Regions from separate parts of the Homo sapiens genome. Here region 2 is linked to region 1. A link is a loop called in an ENCODE intact Hi-C map of the cell type or tissue named here. Cell type or tissue: heart left ventricle. All regions are shown on one strand. Links, peaks and the distances in the headings refer to the core of each region. The heading gives the core; the rest is flanking DNA.

Region 1 (15,554 bases), core at 4,825-12,824:
ACCGCACTCCAGCCTGGGTGTCAGTGCAAGGCCCTGTCTCCAAAAAAAAAAAAATACTACTTCATACAAAATATTACTTTCACTTTGGAAATTAAGTGGTCCTTTATGTATACCAAGGGTTGTTCATCACACATACATGTTAAAAAGTACTTACAGGATAAGATGCCATTATTATTAGCTTTTTAAAAAGTATGCGCCAGACACAGTGGCTCATGCCTATAATCCCAGCACTTTGGGAGGCCAAGGCAGGAAGATTGCTTGAGCCCAGGAGTTCAAGACCAGCCTGAGCAACATGGTGAGACTCCATCTCTAAAAAAGATTTTAAAAATAGCTGGGTGTGGTGGGGCATGCCTGTAATCCCAGCTACTTGGGAGGCTGAGGTAGGAGGATAGCTTGAGCCTAGGAGTTCAAGGTTGCAGTTAGCTATGTTCATACTACTACACTCCAGCCTGGGAAACAGAGCAAGGCCCTGTCTCAAAAAAAAAAAAAAAAATTATGTATCAATATATCTCTTTCTCAATATAAATATATATCAACACAAATATATATCTCTCAATATATAGATCAATATAAATATATATCTATATATCTACATATCAGTATACATAATCAATATAATTATATATGTATGTAAATATATAAAAGTGCTTCCAGTAATAGTTATTTCAGCACACACAGATTGAAATATATGTTACATTTGTTGGCCTTCCTAGGAAGAAAATGTGTCCAAGATGAAGAAGAGCAAATGATATCCCCCTCTGTTGCTCCTCACAAGCTTCCCTGGGCGCCCAAGTGATGGGTCCACTTTTGTGGGGGTGGACACCTCACAGGACTCCTGGCCAGTAAGCACAGTCACTGCTGGAGAAGTGGCAAACGAGGGGCAATTGCAGCTCAAACAAAGCTTTCAGCAAACATTCCCATCCCCACAACACCTAAATCCAGGCACCCCAAACTGAGTGAGCCTGAATGAAACATCTGAAGATAGAAATAAGGCTTTACATGTTGGGTGCAATTGTGGTATCTGACTTCCATCAATTAGTACTTTTTAAAATATAGTCTTCTGATAACACAAACTAGTGTCTGGGAGACTGAGAACCTAGAGCTCTGCAACAGACAGACAAGAATAAGTCACATGCAGCACGGTTTCTCTCAAAGCATTCTGCCATCAGAAGGGATGGGGCACATCCCTTCCATGCTGAGCTGCACAGTAAATAGCTTACCGGTCCCTTAGGCAGCCTGTACTGTGCAGCCTCAAGCTGAGTATGTTCTCAATACCTCATCCATCATGCATGATCTCATGCTGTTTCAACCTTGTACTATTTTAAGCAATGTAACCCTTGCTTTACTAGTAAAGAAACCATCACTCCTCAGTAAATGGTACTATCCCTCTGAAGTCACTATGCTCATCTTTCTCAAGAAATTATGACTTTTAGCCTTCCTAAATTTTAATACTTAGTGTAAAAATGTATTAAAGATTCTAGTCAAATTAATGGTTAAAGGGAATAAGATTCTGGCAGTCAGGGCTCCTCAAGGATGTTTGCAATTCTGAGACTTAACAATTGTTGAAACATAAAAGCGAAGGACTTCCTTGAAATCACTTCTTTCTGGATGGGTATGAGTTTCACACGTGTCTGAATAAGCGGGAAAATTCAAGAGTAACAGAAAGACAAAAACAAAAAAGGAGAAGTGAGTAAAGTGAAGTATAAACCAAATAACCATTTATGTCACACAAGGAGAGAACAACAGTTGTTTTAGTTTTTCTCACTGATTTTTAGATCAATGAGGTTTTCGTGCTTGGTAGAGATGGAAAAAACAGAATTAATGACTACACTAATTGTATTTTGATGCGACTCATAAACACACAAAATAAGGGAGGTGGGAACTAGTGAGCTTTAGTCCAGTTTGCATTGTTCTATATTAGCTATCAAAACCCAGAGGCAGTAGCCATTCAATCGATTGATCAGTCTGTTCCTCTCACACTCTCCCTCTTTCTGGCCTGTTTGTCATTGAGCATATCTAAAGCTCAGCACTAAGTAATAAAATACTGAAATTGGGGTAACATTCTTCATCCCAAACCTTTAAGTCATATGTTCATTCCTTTAATAGGTACAAAAATACTGGAATCATAAGTCATTGTGCTCATTTTACCCAGTTGGGCTCTCAAAAGAATAAAAATGATCCACAGCAAGAAAGCTGGAGGCTCCGAGTAAACTACTTTCTCAGGCCCCATGATTCTTTCATCTGATGATGCTGTTCAAAATTTCATCTGAGACTTTAAAAAGAAATAATAGCTTATTCATGTGCTAAAGACAATTTTGAGAATCAGAATTTAAGTTCTAATGATGATGAATGAGAGAGCCTTTAACAAAATTGTAAAATCTCCATGCAGCCCCCTGCAGAAGACCAAGGGCACGAGGGGACAATATGGTTTCATCATAGATGAGTGTGCTTAGCTCATAAATCTCCAATTAGAAAGATCTGGAAGCCAGCATCACCAGTATTGAAGCATTTTTCACTTCTAAAAAACATTTCCATGATTTAAGATGCAGCCAAGAAAGACAACAGCAGGAGCAAAATGCCAAAAACCCACTTGATGAGCTAAATGTCTTAACGTTTCATTTGGAAACTGTGTGGTTCTGTTCTGCACTTTATCCTTCTATTAATAAGCAAATTTGGGCAAATAAATCCATCTCAAAGAAGTCAGAGAGGTGACGGCGGTAGGGCCTCACCTGACAGAGCGGTCATCGCTGCCTGTCACAGCCAGAGGCTTCTTGGGGTGCAGGGCCAGAGCCCAGAGCTCACCCTCGCAGTGGCCCTGTAGGATCAACATCGGCTTGTCTCGCTCTCGCACAATCACTTCAAATATCTCACTGTCCTGGGTCCCTGCTAGAAGGCGGTCTGCTTTCCAGCACACGCTCCGGATAGAGAGGCCTGACAAAAATAAGTAAAACAAAAGCAAATCTTCACACTATTCACACACACACACACACACACACACACACACACACACACAAAACCCTAAAGTAAATGCCCTTTAACCAGGATACCATCAAATGTGACACATCTTAAAGACTCTTGGAGGCAGAGAATCAACTCTGCCACCATTCTTTGTGCTTTTTTTTTTTTTTTTTTTGAGATGGAGTCTTGCTCTGTCACCCAGACTATAGAGTGCAGTGGCCCGATCTCAGCTCACTGCAGCCTCCGCCTCCCGGGTTCACGCCATTCTCCTGCCTCAGCCTCCCAAGTAGCTGGGACTACAGATGCCCACCACCACACCCGGCTAATTTTTGTATTTTTAGTGGAGACGGGGTTTCACCGTGTTAGCCAGGATGGTCTCGATCTCCTGACCTCGTGATCCGCCCGCCTCGGACTCCCAAAGTGCTGGGTTTACAGGCATGAGCCACCACGCCCAGCCCATTCTGTGTTATTTTCTTACAAGCGCTGGATGTTTCCTCCACCCCTTGTAATCTAGTTTGCAAAAGAGTGGCTGCTTTTCCTTGACTTAGGATAACTATGTGTTTCTACAGCAGGATTGTTTGTTTTTATTTTTTAGAGACAAGGTCTCACTCTGTTGCCCAGGCTGGAGTGTGGTAGCACTGTAGCTCACTGAAGCCTCGACTTCCGGGGCTCAAAGTAATCCTCCTGCTTCACCCTCCCAAGTAACTGGGACTACAGGTGTGCAACACCATGCCTAGACTAGTTTTTTTTCTTTCTAGAGACAAGGTCTTGCTATGTGGTGCCCAGGCTGGTCTTAAACAGTAGAATGTATTTTAAATACTATATCATCAAGTAAATATAAGATGATAAATTGGTCTTCATGAAAACCTAACCTTCAGAATAATTTCCTTCAGATTTGCTATCAGAGAAGAATCAGTTCAACCTTTAGGAATAACATTGTGTTAAAATTATACGTGGGTGACACTACAGAACAGCTGATGATCATATTAAACAAGTTTAATACATATTTGATCAGAATCTAGATATATCCTACGGAATAAACAGATGCACCATGTCTCAGAAATATGCAAATGAAACTCCAATTTCAATCTCAAAATACCATCAAACATTTATCAGTGAAAATACTATTCTTCACCGACTTAATTTATGGAATCTTCTCCACAAGCCTCTTCTCCAAAAGCATAGTACTCCTTTAAAGTCCACACGTCCCTCTCAGTAGTACTATTTCATCCTCCCTAGGCAGGTCCTCACTTGCCTGAGTCTCAGTATCTTGGATTTTTTGCAGTCTGTTCTGTTCCTTACTGGGTTTGTTATTTGTTTAGGCAGTGAGTTTTTGAATCCGAATTAGAAATACAGAAGCAATATCAATTTCCTAAATACTTTAAAACAAGGCCAGGATGTGATGGGCTCCAATTTGCCTCCCCAGCAGGCACTGTGTCTCTGGGATAGAAAGTATCAGACGTTCGAGGACTTGGCCTCTACTCCTGCTCTAGGTCCAGCTGGCTAGACATAGGAGTATTCTTTCCTTGCTGGGGACCAATTTTTCTCCCCTTAAGATATAGACTGTAATTATGGTGACCAAGTAATCTGTCATTCCAATTAGAACGCCTTTAAGAGGCTCTAAAACTAAATTTACATAATACTTTGAAGTATTTGACTAAGGAAGCAGCTTTCTTATGTTGAAAGACCTACTAAATAGTTCTATCAAAGTATTTTCAATTATAACATTCTAAAAACTGTTTACTGCAAAATTAAAAATCTGGGGCAGAGAGATAAATAGGCAGAGTGATGAACAGGCAGAGTATGGAGGATTTTTAGGGCAGTGAAACTATCCTGTAGGATACTATAATGGTGGAGACATGTCATTACACATTTGTCAAAACCCACAGAATATACGCCACCAAGAGTGAACTCTAACATGAACTACGGCATCTGGGTGATAATGACACGTCAAGGTAGCTTCACCCACTGGAACAAATGTACCACTCTGGTGGGGCACATTGATAGTGAGGGAAGCTATGTATGTGTGTTGTGGGTGGGAAGGGGTATATGGTAAGTCTCTCTACATTCTCAATTTTGTTCTGAACCTAAACTGTCCTAAAAAATAAAGTCTATTAAAAAAAAAATGGCAAGGCACGGTGGCTCATGCCTGTAATCCCAACACTTTGGGAGGCTGAGGCAGGCAGATCGCTTGAGGCCAGGAGCTTGAGACCAGCTTGGCCAACATGGTGAAATCCCGTCTCTACTAAAAATAGAAAAATTAGCTGGACATGGTAGCACGCACCTGTATTCCCAGCTACCCGGGTGGCTGAGGCACGAGAATGGCATGAGCCTGGGAGGCGGAGGGACTTGCAGTGAGCTGAGATTGTGCCATTGTACTCCAGCCTGGGCGACAGAGCAAGATTGTCTCAAAAGAAAAAAAAAAAAAAAAAAGCCAAGACAAATACTAAACCAGCTGGGATGCTGGGACAACAGAAGGGGTAATTTGGGGTACGCGGACATCCTAACTATAATCTTGATCTTAATCACTTCACTGTGGTCCCGAGAGGATCCAATGAGATAAATGCATTTATTAAGAGAAAGTAGTTTTTCAAGGCATAAGGCTTTAAACAAATACATGAGATAACTGTCTTTACTCCTTCCTCTGAATTCATTGCTACAGGTCTTGAAATGGTGGGAAAAAGCACACAGGCCGATGTATTATTCCCGCCAGGAGGAGTAGAGACACCCTGGCAACAGTAGTTCAGGGTCAATTAATCAAAATCCTCCACTGCAAACATCAGGATGGGCTTTCAAGGATGGGAAGGACAGATGTATGGTGAAAGCAGTCAGGATGTCATTGCAAGCTGACAGGGCATGCAGCTCAGCTGCAGAGAACCACACGGCCTTGCGCCCATGATCCTGTTGCCACAGCCCCCCCTCCTTGTCCTGATCTCTTTGCCTACCCTTTTCGGGGTTTCATTACCACTCAGGAGTCAACATATTCCCGTTTTCTCCCTGGTGTTTTTCTCAGCTCCTGCAGGGGCTTGGGAGGAGGGGCTGAATTAGTTGTCTCCCTAGCAGGCTTTGCATCATCTACTTTTATTACACAAAGGGTTTAATGCTTTGCTCTTCAGCATCATCAGGAAGGAAGAAGAGTCAGTGATATTTCAACATCAGCAAAAAACAAATAATCTACTTTTACTGTATTTATTGTCTGCTTCCTCTCAGTAGAATAGAAAGGTCTGTGAAGAGAGTTTTATCAGTTTTATTTACTGCTATATCCTCAATACCTGGCACAGTGACTGTCACGTGGTAGATGCTCAATAAAGATTACTGAGCAAATGAAATAAAACATCAAAATCAAATATTTGAGTCCTTGGAGATGCCAAGAAATAAAAGATACCACCCTTGTTACTCAGTAAGAACATTCAAAGATGGGATATATTCATTCCTTTATTTCAGAAATTTTTATTCAGCACTACTCTGTGCCTGACAGTGGAGCTTAACAGTGAACAAGATAGGCCCCTACCGTAATGAAGATTACATTTGAAAAAGGGGCCAGACATATGTAAGCAGATATCCATGCATCAAAAACTAAAGTGATGCAAATGTATATGTGTACCTATATACACATACATTGTATACAGATATAGACATATACATTACATCTTAGTGATACGTTATATATTTTAACTGTTATTGAATATTCAGATCATAGTCCTTTTATAATGCCATTGATTGTTTTAAAGACACGGCCCTTTTCCAGGCAGGTCTGGAATCCATGGCTTCACTGTAAGCATGAACACACCAGTTCTCCCAAGGCCTCCAACAGCATGTCTGGCCTCTCAAGGCCAAATGACTTGAATTTGTCCCAAGGGCCTGGAGCTGTATTTGGTCAAGTATCTATTTATGCTTTATTACAGAAAGGATTTAATGCTGTACTCTTCAGCATTATCAGGAAGCAAAGAGTTAATGATTTTCCAACATCAGCAAAAACTAAATAATCTACTTTTTTACTGTATTTATTGTCCTGCTATTTTTAACCTTATTTGGGGGAATAAATTCAGCAAGGAAAAAAGATTATAATAACCCACAACCTGGAATTAAATATCGACATTAAATATATATCTATATATCCTCTCTTTTAAAAAATTTTAAGAGGCTCAGGAACAAAGACCAAAACCTTCCAACTCAGCCCAGACTAATGAACCAGTCAAGTCACATGGCACTCAGTGTTTTTCAGACCATATCCAGGGAGCTCTTGCATTCCTCAGAAGAGTGCCAGGTTCCTGGCAAGGAGAGGGCCAGGAAATAGGACAGCAAGAGGCGGGAGTTTGAGGATCCCACTGCTGCATTTCCCTTGACACCTCACCATCTCCGATTTCATTTGAAAAAGGGTTCCACTGAACTAACCAACGTAAAGGCGGAGCTTAGCAAGGATTATTTCTGGCTACACATGGGTGGAAGGGAAGAGAACAAGAGAAGGAGTTGCTACATTTTCATTGCTTGCAATATCAACTTAATGAGCTGTGAACATTTTCTCTCAGAGAGCAACTGCGTCTCTCCCTAAGTACTCAGTTCTTTCAACACATCAATTGTCTTTTGTCACATCAGACAAGTCAATCTCATGGCGTCTGTCCACCAGGCAATAGATACAATACCAGGTCACTCTCATTCCTTAGATAACCATTTTAAAAAGGAAGACATCAGTGTGTCAAAAGCTGTATTCATGTTTCCTAATAACATCCCATTGCCATCCTTTTTTAACCTAATTGTTCTTCTGCATGCAAGAGTGGTAAAGAGAACCACACAGTCTCTTCTGGGAACCTTCTGGTGAGACCTTGGTGAATGGCAGATCCCTGACAAAGTTCTGACATTAATTCCCTTCTCCTGTCTATCCAGGCTTAGTTTCTACTTCTGACACAAACCCAGAGAACAGAAATGTAATCATGATGTCCCAGCTGGGCTGACCAAGGCAGCTGCAGCATTAGAAGGCAACGAAGCTGTCTTATACTGCTTTCTATTCTGCTCTGGGAGTCAGAGAAATATAAGCTAGTATTTGGAATATGGTTACAAATCCATCAGTAGTTAAGAGAAACAGGAGAAACCATCCTCATTATTTAAAACCACAGAAGTTCTCTTTCCTGGAGAAATACACATCATTGTTACTTTTGACACTGTGAACTGAAGGCGTTTCACCACACAGATGAGGTGTCCACATTTGGACACCATACCCTGTGCCACTTGTGATGAGAAACGTGGAGCTTGGGCCTATGCTTGGTACAGAGAGCCAGCAGATGGCGGTAGAGAGCAAATCACCCATCTAAACCAAAAAAATCCTCTTATGCCAAGACCAAATCCTCACCAGTCCGTGGCCCTGATTTTATACTCAGACCAGAGAAGAGAAACAGCAACCTTCCAATTCCCTCTGCTACAGTCCTGAAGCCTGGCCATGGGGAGATCTAGTCTGTGAATATCAAATCAGACCTCATTACTAAGGGACATTGCTTATTTTCTACCACTAGTTTATTTTGAACAGTTAAATATATGAACTGGATTTATATACCAGCCGTTGCCAGCTGTGTGACATGGTAAGGTATTTAGTCATTCATATCGTTAGTTCCTCCATCTGTAAAGTGGAGATTATTAGCACTCACACTTCATAGCATTGTGAGAATTCAACACAACAACACATGACCCAGTGTCTGGCACTGAGGAATGAATCAATACATTATGCTATTATTTTAACCCGCGGGTTTTGTGCTAGGTCAGGATCTTTCTATTAAGTTCACATCTCAGCACAGAACAACTTGCTGTATGTGTGGTCACATCCGAGCCCTGTAAGGTGGCAGTGCCAGGAACTATGAAGTGCCCTATGGGCCTTTCCTAGAGTCTTAGTTACTCTGCCTTATCTTACAACTTAGCTTTTGTCATTTGCTATTATAATTTTGATCTGCTGGCACTGCAAACTCACAGAGGAAAAGGCTATGTTCCAGCACACAAAGAGAACAAACCATTTGGGGAAGAAAATGGCCTTTTCTCCCAATTATTTGGTCCAAGAGGGGAAAACTGAAAGCAGGCAGAGGCTCGTATTTAATAGTGTTCTTAAAACCCATGTTCCAAGGCCTGATATGGTAAAGGGCCAGGCATGGTTGTTCCCAACCCTCAATGTACACCAGAATCTACAGAGAGAGCATTTAAAAGACACAGATGCTTGCGCCCCTCCCAGATATTCCTCCCAGTTGGTCTGGACCAGAGCAAGACTTCATTACTTTTAGCTCCCCAGGGCTGAGAACCACTGCCTGCTCAAGCCATTCTCCACCTAGTGTGTTCTTGCATGTCAGATTGTTGAAAATTCAGAGTGCCCAGCAGGTCACCAGCTGATTCTAATGCAGTGGTTCTTCAGTCACATGCTGGCAAACTCTACCCCACTGGATCGGAAAGCCCAAAGATGATGAGCAAATGACAAAAAAGACAGTAGCACCTGTGAGAAGTCGACTTTGAGATAAACAAGCAAGCCCTGCAGGTGGGCAGTAAGGATTCTCACCAACTTAACCAAGCCGTGTGCCCGTGAGTGCCCGTGAGTGCTTAGGAGGTGGCATTATCATTAACCCCATGGACAGCGCCAGGCCCTCAACGGGGCTAGTAAATACGTGCTGAACCGATGAGGAAATAACAGCATAGAAAGTTTGTATTACTTGCCTCAAGTCACAGAGCAAGCTAGCAATAGGGGGAAAAAAAATGAGGATTCAGGCAGTTCAAGTGTGGAGTTAATACCCTTCCCCACAAAGTTATTTCCTGTATCTGTGAATGTATGCCCAGGACATGGTACTGAAGGTGAAACAAGACAAGGTTGTGGCTGTCTCCTGTAAACCTAACCTTATTAAGGATGCAAAACCAGGGAATGCCTTGAGTGCAAGAGGTTAAAAGGTAATAAGAACAAGAGAGAGAGGAAGAGTAATTTCACCCAAACTTAAGAGGGAGTATTGGTAGAGGGTGTGGAAAAGACAGCAGAGATCTTCAAAACCCCCCGCCCTTGCAGCCCCTCAGGAAGGGGTGGCTGAGGCCACCTAGGGAGCCTGGATCCTGGGCACAGGAGCTCTGGGCCTTGCAGGGACTTCTGATGTTCTAAGGGTAATGCTGAAGACAGAGTTTGGAAATGTGAAAGAAATGAAGGAGGAAAGACATGCATCTCCCCAGGGATTCATAAACACCAATGATTTTGGAGCCCAGTGCAAAACAGAAGTGTGGGGCCCCTTGCTAAAAAACGATTAGGAATTCCAAGCAAGTGACAGCAAAGCATGCAACCAACCGCAGGGCCCTCCTGAGTACCAGGCCCTGTGTGACTGCCCAGACCTCAGCCTGAGAAGCCTCCCTGCCAGGGGACCCCCAGGGGAGTTTGAGGATTAAATGGGATCCTGTGTGTAGAGTGTGTACCACAAAGGCCACCACAGAGTGGGCATTCAGCACTGACCCTGAGCTGGGAGAGTCGCAGGGCTGGGGCTGCAGGTCATCCTAAGCGTGGACTGCCTATGACCTGCTGCTCCTGTTCACAAAGGCTCCCTGCCTGAGAATCTCCAGCAGAATTCATAGGAAAGATTTCTTTTTACAAAATCTCTGCTCATTTCAAAACCCACTCCGCAGGATCCAAAATTCTACAGCCACGGGAACTGTGAAAGATACACAAAGCCTAGTGAGATATCAGAAGATGAGAACACATAGCCAAGCCCATGGCCTCCCACCCAGGGAGGAAACCCACCCAGGCTAGCTTTTACATAAGGCTGGCTAAGGAGAGTTATTTACAGAGGAATTACTACAAGCCAGGCCAGCAGCCCTCTGACACCATGTCACACACGGAACTTGCGCACACAGTGACACCACATCTCCTGGCTGCAAATCTGTCTCCAGCTCCTGAGGCTCGGGCCTCTGCAGTGTTCTTCTACCTTCTCAGCAGAACAGTGAGGCTGAAGGGCAAGCCCAGAGAAAAATGGTGGGCACACAGGGAGAGCGGTGACAGAGGCAAGGAGTCAAGAGGTAAGTAATGGAGCCGCCCGCGGGACTGGAGAATAGGATGTGCTTATTTTGCTTCTATCGTAAACAAGGGTGTTCTCAGGTTTGAGAGTTGGTCTTTTGGACGTTCTCTGCAAGGGATCTTAACAACAACACTATCAACATTTGGGGCTGGGTAATTCTTTGTTGTGGTGGCTCTCCTGTCCACTGTAATACTTTTAGCAGCTTCCCTGGCCTCTATCCATAGATGCCAGTCGCAACTCTGCAGTTGCGACAATCAAAAATGTCTCCAGACACTGCCAAATGTCCAAAAAATCACTCCTGGTTGAGAGCTGCTAGACTATCTGACCATCGCAGTACTCAGAGGAGTAAAAACAGTAATAAGCATGAACACTCTGGAACAACCACCTGGGCTCCTACCTCTGATCCTATCCTACCCCAGTCTGCTCTCTGCTCTGGGGCAGGAGAACTAAGTGGAGATCCGATTATGCCACATGCCTGCCTAAACCTCTAAGACCTCCTGTAGTTGGCCCTTGGAGTGCAAGCTTGCATGTCACAGGTTGACACAAAGAAACCAAGTTATCTGTTCCTCCTTCTGCATCCTCATCACTTGCGCTCCTCCACAAGGCTCCACCCTCCAGTCCTATGACACTTTTCATTCACCTGACAGCTACTTCCAGGACTCCAGCACACACTAGGCACGTCCTAAGTGGGTGGGAGGCATCAGTGAACAAAGATCCCTACCTTTGTGGAAACAGACAATAGCCAAGAACATAACACAGAAATTATACTGTATGTTACAAGGTGAAAGGTAAACCCGGGAGAAGGGGATTTGGAATACTTGGAGTGGTAGAGGCAGAATGAGTTGCAATTCTAGAAGAGATCATCAGCATAGGCTTTATTTGAGCAAAGGTTTGAAGGAGAGGAGGGAAGTAGTCATGCAGATTCTAGGCAAGAGTGTCACAGGCAGAGGGAGAAGCAGCGAGGGGAAGGAGCAGCCAGGGCGAAGCAGCGCAATGCGGAGGGTGGTGGCTGCCATAAGGACTTTGACTGTGGGTAAGATGAATCATTGCAGGGTTTTGAGGAAAGCAATTATGTGATCTGGCTCACATAAAGTTCAAATAATCCCTCTAGCTGCTGTGCAGAGGATGGTGGTCGAAGCAGGAATGCAACTTACAAAGCAACTGCAATATTCTATGTAAAAGATGGTGGTGGCCTGACCAGAGAAGGTTCAGTGGAGATAGTGACAAGTCTAAGCAGGGCATCTCATGTCCTGGAACTTTGGCCTCTAATTCTTGCTCAGTGATTCACCTAATGCAGGTTCTTTCTGGATGCGGAGTTTATAGTCCATTAGACACAGCAACAACTCAATAAATATGTGTTGGTAGTTAAAACCCACAGAACTCCCCCGACCTCCACTCACACCTAAAATATAATCTTGACTGAAGTATACTTTTCAGGACTTCCTATTCAGTTCCTAGGCACGTATCTGGCACTTGGATGTTTAATAAATGTTTACTGAGTGGACAAATAAGTAAATAATACATCTTATACTGTGTGAATAATTACTGTATTCCTTTAGACAGAATCATTTATAACCATTAACCCAAAGTGTTTTATTATCCTAGAAGTAATTCATTTTGGTTGATGGACTTTAAGAATTTTGGCTTTTCTTGCCACCACTATAAGTTACTCAAGCTTCATTATTTTACCCAGATCATAAATGTGTTTTAAAAGTGATCAGACTCAGCATGCACTGTTGTGAAGTTTGGTGTGAGGTATGAGTGAGTGACTTCAGTTTACAATTAGCTTGATGCTAATGACCCTGGGCCTCATTGTACCATCCATGAAGTGAGGGAGTTCTCCCCATGCCCCGCCACCGCCGCCTTACATCCAGGGTGTCTCCCAGCCTGAAAATTCCAGAATTTTATATTCACTAAGATGTATATTGGAGGACAACCACCCCATACAGCTGAAATCCTTTGGTGCCAGATGCATTTTGGAATTCAGAAAAATGTGGATTTTGGACTTGTAATATATCCAGCAGAAACTGAGGCAGCATCTTGAAATTAAATATTTCTATAACAAAATATATAAAGACACCCAGTAGCCTCATATCAGGTCAAGTTTTGCTGCCGAATTAGTTATTTAGAAAATCTTCTGGTATTCTGAACCTTTTGGCTTTGAGAATTGCAGATGAAGGATCCTGGGTGAATTAGGTTGTTGGTTTATATCATCTTGTGTTGTTGTTGCTACAGAAACTTGTTTGAACACCCAGTCAGCAAAAATGCAATAACTCACAAAAGATGCACAAGTCACCGGTGCAAATAAAACTCTACAATTCCCTTTCACTGAGGGATGGCCCTCCTCATCATGTGAGTGACATTTTCTTTGACTAACCCTTGGGGAGAAGGGAGGGAGCCCTGAGAATCAGATCTGACACTAACCAATTCTTGATGTGAATGTGACCCATCTCCAATCATTCACGCTTAACCTAAAGTGGGGTTAATTGTTTTTACTGTAAGTCAAGTGTCCTAATTAGCTCAAGCTACTACAAAGATGTAAAAGAATTAATAATGTCACTTTATTACAAAGCCATATCATTTTTTTCTGAGCTTAGTATCCATCTTAGTTCATTTTAAAACTTCTTTCTTGATGGCTAACAGTTAATAGTTATTAGAAGATGCAAATGTATGCCAATCTTGCAAAGATTTCCATTAAACAACTTGGAAATTGTCAGATTCATTTTGTAAATCTTATAGATGTCTACAGGAGGAGCAACAGAAGTCTTTACAGGTGGCACACTAAGTGTGATCTTTATAAATACCCTCAGATTCCTAAACACTAGTAAGCAGCAATTTCTTAATTTTTGCTAATACTTTTAAATTTATAGAACATAGAAAAGTACCCATACCATGTCATGGGAACTGGGCCGTGGCCATGATTAATTCTCTTGCTAAATTTGTTTAGAAAACTATTTGGCTGTTTGAGTAAGATGAGAAATCGCTACATTTCCATTGAAATGAATTCGAGTGTCGCTGTTTCACAAATAGCAAAAATACAGAAGAAAGCTCATTTATATCAAGATAGTTCTTATAAAAATAAAACTGTCATGTCCAAACTGAGAACAAGGAAGCTTCATGTCCAAACTGAGGGCAAGGAAGTCTAACACTGCTCTGCCTGAATCTGTTCCTTTCGAATATACTTGGTTTGTTTGAGGCAAAGAGAGGTGGAGCAGAAGGCCAAGCCTTCTTTGAGGGAAGGGATGAGGGGTTGGCGGGGGGGTGGGGAGGACAGGACACCTGACCATCTTCTGTCCACTCTGCTTTCTTTTGCTCTTTTCCCACCCTCTTTCCTTCCCTTTTATTTGCTCAGCTCTTTGCTAATGTTGAAACAACCAAGGGTATGGTATTGCCTGGCTGAAGGGGGAGCTACGCCAGAAAGCTATTTACATCTTGATTACTTTTATCTCCTCAAATCCTATGTATTTTAATTCCTACACTTGTGTTGGGTCTTCTACCTCACTTTGGATTTGGGGCACACCTCCACTTGCCTTGGAGAGGCTGCCCCATCACAGGATGGCCCAGGCAGCCAGCCTCCAAGACCACAGGAGGGCCGGTTCTGAGAGTCTCTCCCTGTTCGGAGCTATGGAAGGTGGCTCTGGAACTCAACATCCTCCTTCCTTGCTTCAGTGCAATAATGGCACCAAGGCCTGGCTGAGCGCAACAGAGCACCTTAGAGAGGGATTCAGAGCAAGTTTCCCCACATGACCCTGTCCATGCAGGCTCAAGAACTCCCTAAGTTGGAAGCAATGGGTGGGCCAGACTTTAGTTGTTACCAGTAATTCAAACCAGGAGCCTTTCTTCTTTTGATGCTACATGTACATTGTTTTTTCACTGAGGACTGGAATGAAGGCATCTCTTTTGATGCTTGATGATACACAGTGGCCTTTTGTGACAATGTTGCCCAAGCCAGGGGGAGAGGATAATTTTAGGTGGGTGCTCCAAGGGCAAAAATTAAACCCCAGCATATTAAACTCATGTCACAAATATTAGTTTAAAGCAAAGTTTTAAAAAGATATATTAATCAGTTTAAAGTAAAATACTAAGCAATTAAGAGTACTGGTCGTCAGCAGCAATTCTAAAATTAACATCATCCACAGCATCCACACTGTGGGGCTGCATGCTAAGCAGTGCCATCTCCACTCTCCCAGGAGCTCCATCCCAGCCCCTGTGCCCTCTCCGACTCCCTGGGACTCAAACTGGAACATGATCTATACCATCCTTTAAAAGCACAATCTGTTTCTCCCTACAAAATGCAGGCTACCGCCTTATCAGTAAGCCATCTAAGATGCACACCAATCCCTGGTCAACGCCAAGCCCAGGCACCACAGGGCAGGCACATCCTATGAGGTGCAGGCTTGTTTCGGGTTCCCAGTGTCCACCGTGTACCAGCCAGATGTGCTTTGATCTTGGTAAGGATGGGGCGGGAATCTGAGACTGATGTATAACGGAGGGCGTCGCTGACTGTCCTAACTCTGTAGATGGGAGTTGGCTGTGGGGCTGATGTGATCAGTACCACACCTGGTTACACAGATCCTCATT
Region 2 (15,554 bases), core at 3,377-11,376, 330 kb after region 1:
GCTTGTAATTCAAACTTATCTGGCTCCTACTATCGCTCAAATGACTGCAAAATGAAAATAAGATCTTAGCTGGTGAAGTCTTCAATCAGGTATAAGAGCAAAAGGAATCAGCAAGTTTCTGCGTTCTCCCAGTAGGGGGAAAAAACTTAGAAGAAAAGATCAGGGCATCCAGACCACTCTGAATTTCTTTAAAATCTCCCTGGTGATGTGATTTTTGAAACTGCATTTTTCAACTACTTACTTGACCAAAATCAAGTCCATAACTTCATCTCCTTGAAATATGTTACTAATAAACAAGTTTTCTATTTCCCAAAATATCTGCAACATAATATGCACTTTGTTTTTCCTATCTCAAAATGCTTTCAAAGCAGTTGCTTCTGTTGTCAAAATCAGCAGCACAGAAGAATGAACCGGATGTCAGGGCAATTTGGAACATTTAGAGGGAACTAAATTCTGTTAGTATTCTATGACTCTGCACAGAGAGAAGTATCAGGGGCTGGGCACCAGCAGTAGCTGGATTTTTAGTGGTGCCTGAGTGTTATGGACCAAATTGTGCTCACCTTCCAAATTCACATGTTGTAGGAGTAACCCCTAATGTGATTGTATTCGGAGACAGAGCCTGTAGGGAGGTAATCTAGGTTAAGTGCGGTCATAATGGTAGGGCCCTAATCCAATAGGACTGGTGTAGTTATTAGAAAAGGAACAAAGAATGGCCGGGCACAGTGGCTCACGCCTATAATCCCAGCACTTTGGGCAGATCACCTGAGGTCAGGAGGTTGAGACCAGCCTGGCCAACATGGTGAAACCCTGTCTCAAATAAAAATACAAAAATTAGCCGGGCGCAGAGGTGGGTGCCTGTAATCCCAGCTACTTGGGAGGCTGAGGTGGGAGAATCACTTGAGCCTGGGAGGCGGAGGTTGCAGTGAGCAGAAACCATGCCACTGCGCTCTACCCTGGGTGACAGAGTGAGACCCCTTATCATTAAAAAAAAAAAAAAAAAGAAAGAAAGCAAGGAACAAAGAGACACTATGGTTCCCCTGCACCCACCCATTTGCACAAAGAAAAGGCCAGGTGAGGACACAGTGAGGCGGCAGCCATCTGCAAGCCAGGAAGAGAAGCCTCATCAGAAATCAACTGACAGCTCCTTGATCTTGGACTTCTACCCTACAGAACAGTGAGAAAATAAATTTCTGTTGTTTAATCCATACAGTCTGTGGCATTCTGTTATGGCAGCCTGAGCAGATTAATTCACCAAGTGAACCCTAAAGCTGCCTTCTGTGCCATTAAACTCCAATCTCAATCCAAGGATCCTGTAATTAATGAAGGCTTTCTAATCTCATTAGCAATGGCACTGCTAACTCTCAATATCTTGTGATTTTAAAGATAAGGACAATGGATAAATGAGAACCAGATCAACAACTTGACCTTACTGTTTTAGGCTGGCCATCATGTCCCCGTGCAGCAGCTGCCGCTGCCCTAACACTTTTAGAGGCCCTCAAAATCACAAACTATGCTCAACTCACTCTCTATAGTTCTCATAACTTCCAAAATCTATTTTCTTCCTCACACCTGATGCATATACTTTCTGCTCCCCGGCTCCTTCAGCTGTACTCACTCTTTGTTGAGTCTCCCACAGTTACCATTGTTCCTGGCCCGGACTTCAATCCAGCCTCCCACACTATTCCGGATACATCTGACTCCCATGACTGTATCTCTCTGATCCACATGACATTCACTCCCTTTCTCCATGTTTCCTTCTTTCCTGTTCCTCACCCTGATCACACTTGGTTTATTGATGGCAGTTCCACCAGGCCTAATCGCCACTCACCAGCAAAGGCAGGCTATGCTATAGTATCTTCCACATCTATCACTGAGGCTACCGCTCTGCCCCCCTCCATTACCTCTCAGCAAGCTGAACTCACTGCCTTAACTTGAGCCCTCACTCTTGCAAAGGGACTACCCATCAATATTTATACTGACTCTAAATATGCCTTCCATATCCTGCACCACCATGCTGTTATATAGGCAGAAAGAAGTTTCCTCACTATGCAAGAGTCCTCCATCAATAATGCCTCTTTAATAAGAACTCTTCTCAAGGCTGCTTTACTTCCAAAGAAAGCCGGAGTCATTCACTGCAAAGGCCATCAAAAGGCTTCAGATCCCATTGCTCTGGACAACGCCTATGCTGATAAGATAGCTAAAAAAGCAGCTAGCGTTCCAACTTCTATCCCTCAGGGCAGTTTTCCTCCTTCTCATCTGGCCACTCCCACCTACTCCCTCGCTGAAACTTCCACCCATCTCTTCCCACACAAAGCAAATGGTTCTTGGACCAAAGAAAAATCTCCTTCCAGTCTCACAGGCCCATTCTATTCGTCATTTCATAACCTCTTCCATGTAGGTTGCAAGCCGCTAGCCCGCCTCTTAGAACCCGCTAGCCCACCTCTTAGAACCTCTCATTTCCTTTCCATCGCAAAAATCTATCCTCAAGGAAATCACTTTTCAGTGTTCCATCTGCTATTCTACTACTCCTCAAGAATTTCTCAGGCCCCCTCCCTTCCCCACACATCAAGCTCGGGGATTTGCCCCGCCCAGGACTGGCAAATTGACTTTACTCACATGCCTCGAGTCAGGAAACTAAAATACCTCTTGGTCTGGGTAGACACTTTCACTGGATGGGTAGAGGCCTTTCCCACAGGGTCTAAGAAGGCCACCGTGGTCATTTATTCCCTTCTGTCAGACATAGTTCCTCGGTTTGGCCTTCTCACCTCTATACAGTCCGATAACGGACCGGCCTTTACTAGTCAAATCACCCAAGCAGTTTCTCAGGCTGTTGGTATTCAGTGGCACCTGGTTTTTCCTCAAACTGCCACCCTTAAGTCTCTCTTTAAGTGGATAGAAGATCTTCAGTGGCAAGGTACCCTCCAATACTTTCACCCTGATGAAGTCCTATTCTTTACTTTTATACTTACTCTTATTCTCATTCCCGTTCTTATGCCACCCTCTACCTCTCCCCAGCTATCTCTATCACACTATCAATCTCAGTTACTCTCTCCTAGCCGTTTCTAATCCTTCTTTAACAAACAATTGCTGGCTTTGCATTTCTCTTTCTTCCAAAATCACAAAGGTCTCGACTTACTGCTAAAAAAAAAAAAAAGGGGACTCTATATTTTTAAATGAAGAGTGCTATTTTTACCTAAATCAATCTGGCCTGGTATATGACAACATTAAAAAAAACTCAAAGATAGAGCCTAAAAGCTTGCCAACCAAGCAAGTAATTACACTAACCCCCCTTGGACACTCTAATTAGATGTCCTGGGTCCTCCCAATTCTTAGTCCTTTTATACCTGTTTTTCTCCTTCTCTTATTCAGACCTTGTGTCTTCCATTTAGTTTCTCAATTCATCCAAAACCATATCCAGGCCATCACCAATCATTCTATACGACAAATGTTTCTTCTAACAACCCGACAATTATCACCCCTTACCACAAAATCTTCCTTCAGCTTCATCTCTCCCACACTAGGTTTCCATGTTGCCCCAGTCCTGCTCAAAGCAGCCCTGAGAAACATTGCCCATTATCTCTCCATACCACCCCCCAAAATTTTCCCCACCCCAACACTTTACCACTATTTTATTTTTCTTATTAATATAAGAAGACAGGAATGTCAGGCCTCTGAGCCCAAGCTAAGCCATCATATCCCCAGTGACCTGCACGTATACATCCAGATGGCCTGAAGCAACTGAAGATACACAAAAGAAGTGAAAATAGCCTTAACTGATAACATTCCACCATTGTGATTTGTTCCTGCCCCACCCTAACCGATCAATGTACTTTGTAATCTCCACCACCCTTAAGAAGGTTCTATATAATCTCCCCACCCTTGAGAATGTACTTTGTGAGATCCACCCCCTGCCCCCAAAACATTGCTCTTAACTCCACCGCCTATTCCAAAACCTGTAAGAACTAATGATAATCCCACCACCCTTTGCTGACTCCTTTTTTGGACTCAGCCTGCCTGCACCCAGGTGAAATAAACAGTCTTGTTGCTCAAAAAAAAAAAAAAGAGAGAGAACCAGATCAACCTAAACTTTACTTTCTCTGGAGAGACTCTTCTGAAACCCCTAGTCCCAGCCCAGGGCCTCTCCTGTTCTATGTTCCTACTGGTTTGTTGTTTTTTCATAGCACGCACTACGATGGTGTTTAAATAATTACCTGTGTATTTATTAAATGACTATCTTGCCTGAAAGTATACTGTACTCTCCAAGAACTATTGGGTATTTCTCTCTTTTTCATCAATGTATCCCTAAATATAGTGTCTAGCTCCCAGACAACAATACACAAATGTTTAATGAACAAACTTTATACTTAAAATTTTCTCAGCTTCGAAGAGTATTAGAAGCACTTTCCCTACCAATTCCTCTACTATCAAGAAGAAAAAATTACTCAGTTCATCAAGTGGTAAATTTTTTCAAATGTAAACTATAAGTAGAAAAAAAAAAACCAAACAGATAAGCTCTTGTAGATTGAGTCATCTATATTTTTTAAATTATATTTACATGAGAATTTTTAAGTTCTCTCACTGACCAAAAAGCTTCAAAAGCAACTTCAAATTTCTAAGACAAATTTTCACTGCTGTCTGAGCAGCCATGCTCAAGGGTGCCGGCTCTGGGACAGGTCCATGGCCTGGTCAGCCCTTTCCTCACAACCTCCGAAAGCACATGTAGCACGGGGAAGGTCCCAGGGCCAAGAGAGGATTCAAATTATTCAAGCACACATACAGTCTTGCATTCAGATTTTATTTATTTATTTATTTATTTATTTATTTATTTATTTAGAGACGGAGTCTCACTCTGTTGCCCAGGCTGGAGTGCAGTGGCGCGATCTTGGCTCACTGCAAGCTCCACCTCCCGGGTTGACGCCATTCTCCTGCCTCAACCTCCCAAGTAGCTGGGACTACAGGCACCCGTCACCTCGCCCAGCTAATTTTTTGTTTTTTTAGTAGAGATGGGGTTTCACCGTGTTAGCCAGGATGGTCTCGATCTCCTGACCTCGAGATCCGCCCGCCTCAGCCTCCCAAAGTGCTGGGATTACAGGCGTGAGCCACCGCGCCTGGCCCAGATTTTTAAAAATAAAGTTCCCAAGGTTGGAAGAGAGAAAAACTGACAGCAATTCAAGGAAAACGTGGCAAGCTCAATGTGAAGCAACAGCAGAAGATACAACTAAAGGAAGCTTCACTGTTAGACGCCAAGTTAAATCACCCCAGGTACTGACCAAGCCAAGAGTGTCCAGAAGGGGCAGCCAGGCTGTAAGACACCTAGGAGACCCAGCCCAGGAGCTAGGACCCCTGGGGAAAAGTCCAGGAGACACACCTGGCAGGTATGTGCAGGCAGCTTCAGGAGCCTTCCTGGGAGAGCTGGCACAGATTTCCCAGCAGGCAGGGAGCAACAACTTCACAGTGGCTAGGGGTTAGGAGGTACTTTCTAACAGCTAGAGCGCTCCAAAAATGCAGAGAGCAGAGAGGTATTCGATTTGTTGTTGTTATTGTTGTTGTTTTCACAGCACACACTGAAACAATGTTTAAATAATGACCTGTTAAATGACCATCTTGCCTGAAAGTATACTGTACTCTCCATATATTCAACAGGATAGCTACAGAAAGAACTGAGTACTGTGTGGGAAGCCGGGATGCATGCATTCCAAGATCTCATCCAACTAACAAGCATCAATAATTTGTTTAACCACCAAGTATTCACACCATTCTTGTGATCGAATACAATGTGGTAATACTATAATATGCAAAACTTGGTTCCCAAGGTGTGTAAGACACTCTCTCTTCAATGAGGCTCAGAAGATATTTCAAAATAATGGCTTTTCCAGCTCTATGTTTAACTGAATCACCATTACTTTAATTGTAACCATTCTTTGTTTGGGGTGTTGTCATATCAAGAAAATATTTGCACTCTATAAACAAAGTATTCTTCTACAAACATTTATACACGTTTTCATTGGATTTCACAACCCCACTGAAAATAATGAGCAAAAAGTTCTCAAAACAGCTTCTGCATTCTGATGAAAACATTCATTTTAAGTACGCCACTGGAAATATTTATCACTAAACCAATTACTTTATTTGGGAATTTTACGCTTTTTAAAATATTATAAGGTACTAAGTAAAACATTTGCTTATTAAAAAAAAAACCTTTTAATTAGAAAATACAGTCATCCCTCACTACCCATGGGCAATTGGTTCCAGGACCTCTTATGAATACCAAAATCCATGGACGCTCAGGTCCCTTATATAAAATGGTGTAGTATTTGTATAAAACCGACACACATCCTCTCAAATACTTTAAATCACCTAAAGATTACTTATAATTCCTAATACAACGCCTACACATCACCTTACTCACATGGATTCAATGCAGTTCTCAGTAAGCAGCAAATCGTGCTTCTGCTTTTTCGAACTTTGTGGATTTTTTTTCCCAAATATTTTCTATCCATGGTTGGTTGAATTCACAGATGCAGAAGCCATGGATACAGGGGGCCAGCTGTACTGCTTAGGCTGGTATGACTTCTCAGTCACCCAAGGAATATCCTTAAGTCTAGGATTTTATTCTCCGAAAAAGGAGGAAATATTCCTACTAGCTAAATAGATATGAAAATCCAAAAGGTTTTTATTTAAGAAAGTCATAGAACATCAGAATGTAAAACAGCTGTGCCTTGCAGGACCTTTGTTTACACAAACCTCTCTGCCTCTTCAGGTTGGAAGGAGGGGAGGTGGGGGCACCTCAGAAAGTAGTTTTCCTAACAAATTACTCCCTTACTTTTCTCCTAATCAGACATTTGCTTTAACGGAGATTTGAACAAGTCAGTCCCACCCAGTGCACTTAAAAATCAATGCACACATATTCAGCATTAGTCATATTGTAACAAATTCCTAATATAGTGTGGGGGATACTCAGAAGAGTAGTTGGTGATAAACCAAACCAAGCAATCAAAATACTACACCTGAAGGCTGCAGAATATGGTTTGTTATGGCTGTTTTAATGCAGTTCCTGGAAATATCCTTAACATCTTCCATATATAGATTATGACAGCACCAAAATATTCCCCCCAAAAGTGAACCCATACATTTAGAAGCATCAAGAAAATATGGGAAAGCCATTCATTGTAACCACACTCAGCTACTGAGGGATGAATAGTTATGTATTCAGCAGTTTCTCAGCCAGAAGTGGGTTGGTTTTGCTTTTTGGCAATGGGTATATGTTTTTAATATTGCTGTGTTACTCGAAAAGAGTTGGTATGTTCAAAGACTAGAAAGGAAAGGCCTGTTTGTGAAACCAGTGATGAGAGCATGGATCAAAATAATGACCTACAAGGATGGTCGCTTTCATGCTCATGGAGACTTCTCATTTCTAACCCTTGGACACTTTCAAATTCTGCTAAGGCCCTCAGATTTTCAAGAGTGTAGGTGCTGGGTGAGACAGCCAGTGTCAAAGAGATTTCTCTGAAGAGCATCTTGTTCCCACACTGGGCCTGCAGGAGAACAGACAGGTAGGGGGCACTGTTCCCTCAGCTTGCTCTGACTGCAAAGCCACTAACCAGATGAGCAATGAGACCCCCACACTACGCCTAGTCCTCCATGAACAGGAAGGCAGCAACTGGCTGACATAGTGTGCTGAAAGATGGGCCAAGTTCCCATGAGAATTGTGTTCATATCTCCATGCGGAGCATGCAAAAAAGCTGAGCATAATATATCAGCATGGAGACACCAGTGACCAGTGTCGTGGGGCAGGTGAGAATGGATGACCAAAAATAAGCTCAGCAGATTAACCTCCACACAACAAAAGGATTTTCTTTTTAAACACAGGGATCACCAAACTGAAGGCTAAGAATGTACCCAGTTGTAAAATCCAATGTGATTACTATGTCAGGGAAGCCCCCAAGCCACACAGGTAGTTCTCCTTTCCTCATGACCACAGAGGGAACATGGCAGTAGCCTCGAGTGCATTCTTCTCTGAGGTACCCTAGCTGATCTGTTAGCTCTCTGAGTCCGTGCAGAGCTCATTCCTGACACAATGAGGGCAAAGCCAACAAACACTGGCCCTCTTCAACCAGACTGCTCACCACTCACACAATCTCCAGGAACCTCCATCTAGAAGCTCCAGAAGGTTCCTGCTCAACAGGCTTTACAAAAGAGGAATAATGAAGCCCTTCACCTTGCTTTCACTGTCCATTCTAAAAGGAGAAACAACAACAAAAAAACCCCCAGGAAAGCCAGAGTTTGCCCTTGGTTTTGCACTTGGATTTTCCATGAACACATCTCTGTCTGACTTCAAGGGAAGTCCATTAACCTTTCCTGATGTACAAGAACCTTGCAGGAAAAGTAGGCAGGGAGCTGTCACCCATGCACACACAGCCCCACTTCAAAGTGTATTCTCTGAAGTGAATATTTATTTCTCTTCTCTAAATGGCAGAAGGTATCTTCCTCTGTTGCCGGAAATAGACAATTATGTCAGGAGCAGCCATCCCTGATGTAAACCAACCCTTCACAGAGGGCTGGGTTGGGGGGCGTGCAGGTAAAGTGCAACCACTCTGACAGCCTGCCATCCCCACAGCACTAAATTGATGCCAGCTGCCCACTACAGGCTACGTTCCTGAGGTCCTGTGACAGGCTCCTGAGAAGACTAACAAACCTTCCCATCAGCTTCCAGATGAGAGCAAGGGTGAGGCCTTTGGGGCTAGAAAGCAGAAACTCGCCAGCTCCCCGATCAGAACCACAGTCTCACTATTGGCAGGGGTAGGGTGTCATTTCAAAGGCCAGTGTGTTTGGGGAAAGGAATGAGTGAATTATTTGACTGACATCCTGAAAAGAAAAATACACATACTCTCTCTCTCAGAGTTTAGCATTTGGAGAGTGATGCTGTCAGGACAGGTCTGGAAATGAACCAAAGCTCCTTAATCTAGTCTTGCTTTAGCGCAAATATTCCAGAAGATGCTAATGATCACCTCCCAACACAAATTTTCAGGGAGCTGCAAATACTTACCAAAACGTGATCGAGCTTTTCTCACGAAGTCTCTATACACACTAGTTGCTCCATATTCTAGCTCCCACTTCTCACAACTCCCCAGTCCCCCACCTTTGCACTGTCCTCTCCCCAGAGAGGCTCCATCCCCAGGCAGGGGTGGTAACTCTCCGGTGCAGTGCCCAGTGCCAGCAAAGGGCATCCAGGTACCACCTCCCATCAACCTGACCCGCCATGTCAAGGAGCACTGAGCAGAAAGGTGAGCAAGTAACGAGACAAAGCCTCCAAAACACGAAGAGGTGGAACTGACCAATTCAGAATCCACCAAGTCCATCTCCTCTTTCTGGATGCCACAAACCTACACCTGGCTGTCCAGCCAGGTTAGCATTTAATTGCTTTAAATTACCCTTAATGGATATACACAGCATTAGAAATGATCAGTTATCCCTAACACTGTACCTAAATAATGTGTAGTGTTCCCTAAAAGGGAGAAGGAAGGTTTCTACAATATGCAGAAGTGACCAGCTATTCAAGAAGCTCCTTTGTAATATATAGCAACTGGTCTGGTATTTGTCAGTCTTAGTTAGCTAATTACAAACCTATTTCTTTCTAAAGGAATAAAAAAGAAAAAAAAAGAGCCAAAGAGCCAAAAAGCCCCAGAGGCAGTTTATCATGCCTCTGGTAGCTCATGTGGGATAAGGAAGGGCAATTTCTACTCGGGTAAAGGGGACAGGAAGATGAGGACTCTTTGCTTCCTCCTCACTGGGGACCCCAGAGTCCTGCTCTCTGCAGCTGCCTAGCCTGACTGTTGACAGGACAGTCCACGAGCCCCGAGAGAAGATCACGAGAGATCTGTAATCAGAGAATCTGACATCCCTTCCAGAAATCAGCCATTCCTTATTTGGGTCAGTCCCAGCAGAGGACTTTGGACAAGTCATCTAGCTGCTCAGGGCCTCAATTTCCTCGTCTATAAAGAGAGGACTGGAAAGGAACACTGTTCTTGGCTGCACATCACTGTCACCTGTGGAGATACTGTGATTTAATTATGCTGGCTCAGGTATGAGTGAGCATCAAGATCTTTAAAATGCGCAGCCAGCCAGGCACAGTGACTCACACCTATAATCCCAACACTTTGGGAAGCCAAGGCAGGCAGATCCCTTGAGGCTAGGAGTTTGAGACCACCTTGGGCAACATGGCAAAATCCCATCTATACAAAAATTAGCTAGGCGTGGTGGCATGCATCTGTAGTCCCAGCTACTACAGGAGGCTGAGGTGGGTGGATCCCTTGAGCCTGGGAGGCAGAGGTTACAGTGAGCCATGATTGCGCCACTGCACTCCAGCCTGGGCAACAGAGCCAGACCCTGTCTCAAAACAAAACAAAACAAAAAATAAAATATCCAGCCAAGGATTGAGAGCTACTAATCAGCTAGAGCTCTTTCTAGCTTAAACAAAAAACTTTAGAAACCTCAAATACCAATAAAACCATCAGCAGACACACCCCACCCCTCCTTAACACAGTGGATCGAGATGAAAAAAAAACAGAACAAATCTCTCAAAGAAAGGGACATCTCCAGCAGCCTGGTCCTGGGAACACCTGAGGCCCACTGAGTCTTCAGCCTATCCAAGTGATCTAGAAGTTTCCATTCATCTCTAAAATTTTGTTGTATTTGAGATTTAGATTTTCTGTTTTCTGTTGCCTGAAACATGAGTCTTACAATAAAATGTCTCAAACATAAATTTTGTGATTATTTAAAATAAGCCATCACCTAACAAACGTGACTACTTGCCATTTTTCTTTCAAAGAATGAAAAACCGCCTAAAACATTTGTTCATTCTCTCACTTTTAGTAGATTACAGATCACAGAAAAACACAAAACAAATCCTAAGAAATGAACAATTAACATTACAAACGTAAAAAGAATTATAATTCCAAGATGCCAAAAATACTGATTACATTTCAATTACCATTTGCGCCTTCATCTGGAAAACACATCCTCCATTGGAAAGTACCCAGCATAACAGCTGCAATGCTTTTTCAACTTTAACAAACACTGGAAAAGTTAGCCAAAACTCTGTGTTGGCTGACATCCAGGGTTTTATTATTATGTACTATTAGTTCATAGTGAGAAACATGGGCTAAAGGAAGGGGGAAAGCAAAGTAATAACAGGGGCTTCATAATCATGTGCAGATGTGAAGGTTTCTGAAGCTTTATCTACCAGAAAATGCCTTCCATATTACTTCTATTACCTGTATCCTTTATTAATTAGATAATTACAAATGTTGTGTTTTTAGGACATTATTTAGAGACTTAACTGTGAAACGGTTTTTCTTATGTCAGTGGCTGGGCTGTGCTGACATTTTAATATTTTTCACATGTAAAGCAACCTGGTGGATTCTCTCCCCTTGGCTCCACGTTTTAGCAAGTGCTGAAAGCAAATCAACACGCAAACAACCAGTCACCTTCCTCCATTATGTCCATTTCTTGTCAAATCAGTTATGGTTCAAAAGCCTCTCACTTTTAGTACTACATGAATGTTGGGGCTGAAATATTTATTTTTTAAGGCTTACACAAACTGCATCGGGTGGTATGGTCTAAGCACAGACTTTTCAATCTCATGAACCAGCAAAGTTTAAACAAACAAAAAAAATGGAGGAAGCAACATTAGTTTCCAACTTTTCCTTAAATAAGGAGAAAAAAATTAAAACAAATACAAAAAAACTACTAATATTGCCACTATTGAGTCAAAATAGGCCAAGAATTATCACTGTCATCTGAGAACAGATCGATCCCTTCCAGAAGTGGGCAAATGTTAACCCTACCTGAAGGCTTCTGCATGGCTGGTGAGGGCCTCAGGACACACCTGTGCTCCACAGGTGCAAAGGGAAAAGCATGAGCCAACAGGAGGTGAAGGGTGAAGTCCCAGCCAGCTGACTAGGAGCAAATGCAAAGTCTCCTGGGTTTCTCCGTCTACATCTACACCTTTACCCTACTTTTAAAGTCCCTTCGTATTATAAAGTTCCTTAACCACTAGGTGAAAACACTGCGGGACCGTTACCCTTTTATTAGGATGAATCAAGTCTCTATGCACCAACACATGTATCTCCAGCACCCAACACAGCATTTGGCATAAAGTACGGGCTCCAGACATATTTATCAAATAAATGACTTTTCTGCTTTCCCCAATATTTAAGGGGTGTTTAAGAAAAATGCATTGACAATGGATGCATGGGAGCTTCTTGAAAAAAAATATAGTATGGATCTAGGTTCAATTTTTCACTTTAGGGATGTATATATAGTTGCGTTATTTAGGAAACACTGATATAGCTTTTACTATGTGCCCAGGTCTAAGCCCTTTACAAATATTAACTCATTTAATCCTCAAAATAACCTTTTTTGAGGTAGGCACTATTATCTTTTTATCACTTTACAAATGAGAAAACTGTGGCATAAAGCGCTCAGGGAATGTTGTCCAAGGTCACAGAGGTAAACGATAGTGAAGCTGGAATTTGAACCCAAGTAGTCTAGCTTCTAAGTCTATCCTGTGCTGTCTAACACAGTCATCACAAGCCATGTGTAGCTATTTAAATTTAATTTAAATTAAATAAAATTTAAAATTCACACCAGCCACATGTGCTCAGAAGCCACACACATGGCCGGCAGCAAGTCTACCGAACATTCCCGTCTTGTGAATGCACTGGTCATGCTCCACCCAGTGGAAGCACTTAGTCTATGCTCTTAGCTGCTACTCTCTTGCTGCCTTTCAGTCTGGGTTTGGCTCCACAGACTGAAGTTCCAACTCCATGCTGTATGTATCCCCAACCTAAGAAATATAACAAAGTTTTTTTCAGATTGGGACTCTCTACTGTGATTCTTTAAGCAAAAGAATACAGAAACAAGTTGACAGGAACTTGATTCTTGATGGACTTCCTCAACAAGAATGCCAACTGGAGGGCTTGTTTTTTTCCTTTGTTATTCTCTACTCTTCTCCTGGCAGGATGTTTGTAGAGATGGTCTCCGGCTGTGAGGTTACTGGCGCACACTTGCACCTGTCCTGCTGTGCAGAGCTGGAACCCTGTTTTTATGGATTTTGTAAGCAGAGTTCAGCCAGAGGGTAGCCCTTCCCAAAATTCAGTTCCCAAAATATTTGCAGATATTTTTCAAAACATAGGAAGTATACCACACAATGTTCTTTCTGTAACAAAAGGTACTGAGGTTTTTGGTGGCATCAAGGCAGTCTTTAAATTCTATGGCTTGGAGGACTGAGGGTGAGCTGTCCCTGGGGAGTTACGATTTCTGCAATTCCCAAAAAAGTTAGTTTTGCCTTTGAGGAAAGGCAGTTGTTCAAAGTTTAAAAACCTAAGAAGGTTAACACACCAAGTCACTGTTCAGTAACATGTGAATTCAAATGTTTCACCAAACATAGGTAAAGTATGGTAGAAGAAAGGAAATTCCTGGCATCAAGAGGCAGATCAATAAAGAGGTGACTCCCTGGTGGTTAGAGTGAGTCTCAAAGGAAGAAGGAAGAAAGTACTCAAGTGAGCTTAGTGGAAAACTTGAAAAAAACCAAAAAACTAATTCATGGTTTTTGCAGTGGCTAAATGTTCCAGTTATAAAATTGTTCCTGCATTTGTTAAATGAAGCCAATATAATACCTGTAACAAAATGTATTAATTCCTTCTCTTCTTTTAAGCCAGGCATTTTTCATGATGCTCATTTTCAGAGAACCCAAGACAGTTCCTCACTGCAACTCTAGGGTTTCTCTGGTCTTACGGTAAAAAAGAAGGAAGCCAGGTGTGCTGGTTTCCTGGTGGGGGCCCCAGACCAACAGCCAGAAGCAGATTTCGTATCTTCATGTTCCATGCTGTCTGTTTATCTCCATTTACAATTTCCTGAGCAACGACTTCCATAAACATATGCGCATATCATCATATGTAATAGCTGTATGGTGTTCTACAATATGGATGTACCAAAATTTATTTAACCAAGTCCCTATTACAGGACACATAGTTGTTCACTATTCTCAATACTTCCATGAGCACAGTAATATCATTATAACCTTGTCCAATTATCTTCATAGGATAAATTTTCTAGAAGGAAACCAACTGCTCTACAGAAATGGACCCTCCCATCAACCTTGTACAGAGGGCCTGTTTCCTTCTACCTTAATCAGCGTCAAGTATTAAGTTTCTAAGATCACTGCAGGTCTCCAAAGTGATAGCTTGTTATTATCATTTGCAAGTCTGCTTACTAGTGATGATGGATATGTTTTCATATAAGTTGATCATTTATTTGGGTAAGTTACTAACATTCTGTGCTTCTGTCTACGTATCTGTTAAACAGAAAAATAACTGAACTTACATCTAGAACTGTTTTGATGACTAAATAAGTTAATACATGTGAAATGCTTCTAATAATATGTAGAAGATAAAAGTATTCCAAAAAAAATGTTAGCTGTTACTGTTATTCATACTTTTTTTTTTTTTTTTTTTTAAGACACGGAGTATCACTCTGTCGCCCAGGCTGGAGTGCAGTGGCGCAATCTCGGCTCACTGCAACCTCCGCCTCCTGGGTTCTAGCAATTCTCCAGCCTCAGCCTCCCGAGTAGCTGGGATTACAGGCGCCCGCCAACATGCCTGGCTAATTTTTTGTATTTTAGTAGAGACGGGGTTTCACTGTGTTGCCCAGGCTGGTCTCGAACTCCTGAGCTTAGGCAATCCACCCTGCCTCAGCCTCCCAAAGTTCTAGGATTACAGGTGTGAGTCATCGTGCCTGGCCTATTTATACTTTTTTTTAACATATTTCTGATATGGGGAGTAAATCTTCCTTTGGGAACAACAGAGTTCCCATAGATGGTTACTTTTTGGGAATAGCACAGATGAAATAATTATCACTGGGTAACAAAGAACTACTGTATAAGCCCATGTGTACTTCTAGAAGGGGACCATCCTCCCTTCATTTAGTTAAAATGTCTACTAGACCAAGGCTATTTTTCTTTAATATGAATTAAGAAACTGCACCTGTTAATAAAAAAATTAACTATATTCTTTGATTTACTTGCTTTTTAATAAAGTAATTATGGTTTTCCCAGAATTTTTAAACAAAATTATACAACCAAAAAAATCCCCAAAAGAGGTTATTGGTTAAATAAATCACCATACATATAATATGTAGACTCTCATGCATCAAATAAAAACAATGATATTTTATGTCTACATAAAACATGGAATAATGCTCAGAGGAAATAAAGGTAAAAACACATGCAAATTATGATTCTAATTTTGTTTTAAAACATACATATATCTGAAACAATATACACCAAAATGTTAAAAGTATTTAGCACTGGGTGGTGGGATTAAAGGCAATTTAAATTTTCTTATTTTTCTTAAGTGTATTTTCCTTAATTTCTACAGAGAACACTTTATTTTTGAAATGAAACATCTTAAGTATTTGTACAGGTAGGATTCCAATGTAGTCTGCAGTTTCCTGGACAACGCAGAACTGTCTAGCAAGACAGAGCCCTCTTGGAC

What was found. A loop is a pair of places that touch in the nucleus more often than their neighbours do. Peaks named below come from ENCODE experiments on the same cell type or tissue, not always from the same donor. Only the 100,000 strongest peaks of a DNase experiment are listed, where the experiment ranks them.
Region 2: it touches region 1 in a loop (3-fold over the local background); 3 of 110 quality-filtered maps call a loop at or near these places.

The regions. Positions count from the first base shown.
Region 1 is chr2:54,831,424-54,846,977 of GRCh38, reverse strand. EML6 (EMAP like 6) reads right to left here. Exons shown (of 42, transcript NM_001039753.4): 8 at 2,730-2,931. Among named protein-coding and RNA genes, the nearest start is that of EML6-AS1, 88 kb to the right of the region's middle. In heart left ventricle, for the core only: a CTCF peak has its summit at 8,226 (motif pointing right); a DNase peak (open chromatin) is centred at 8,227.
Region 2 is chr2:54,495,403-54,510,956 of GRCh38, reverse strand. All of the region lies in intron 1 of SPTBN1 (spectrin beta, non-erythrocytic 1), which reads right to left. It also overlaps the pseudogene C9orf85P1. Among named protein-coding and RNA genes, the nearest start is that of SPTBN1, 47 kb to the right of the region's middle. RefSeq lists a silencer at 12,605-12,789 and an enhancer at 13,250-13,789. In heart left ventricle, for the core only: a CTCF peak has its summit at 7,545; no DNase peak of the experiment used is centred there; H3K27ac peaks cover 3,000 bases.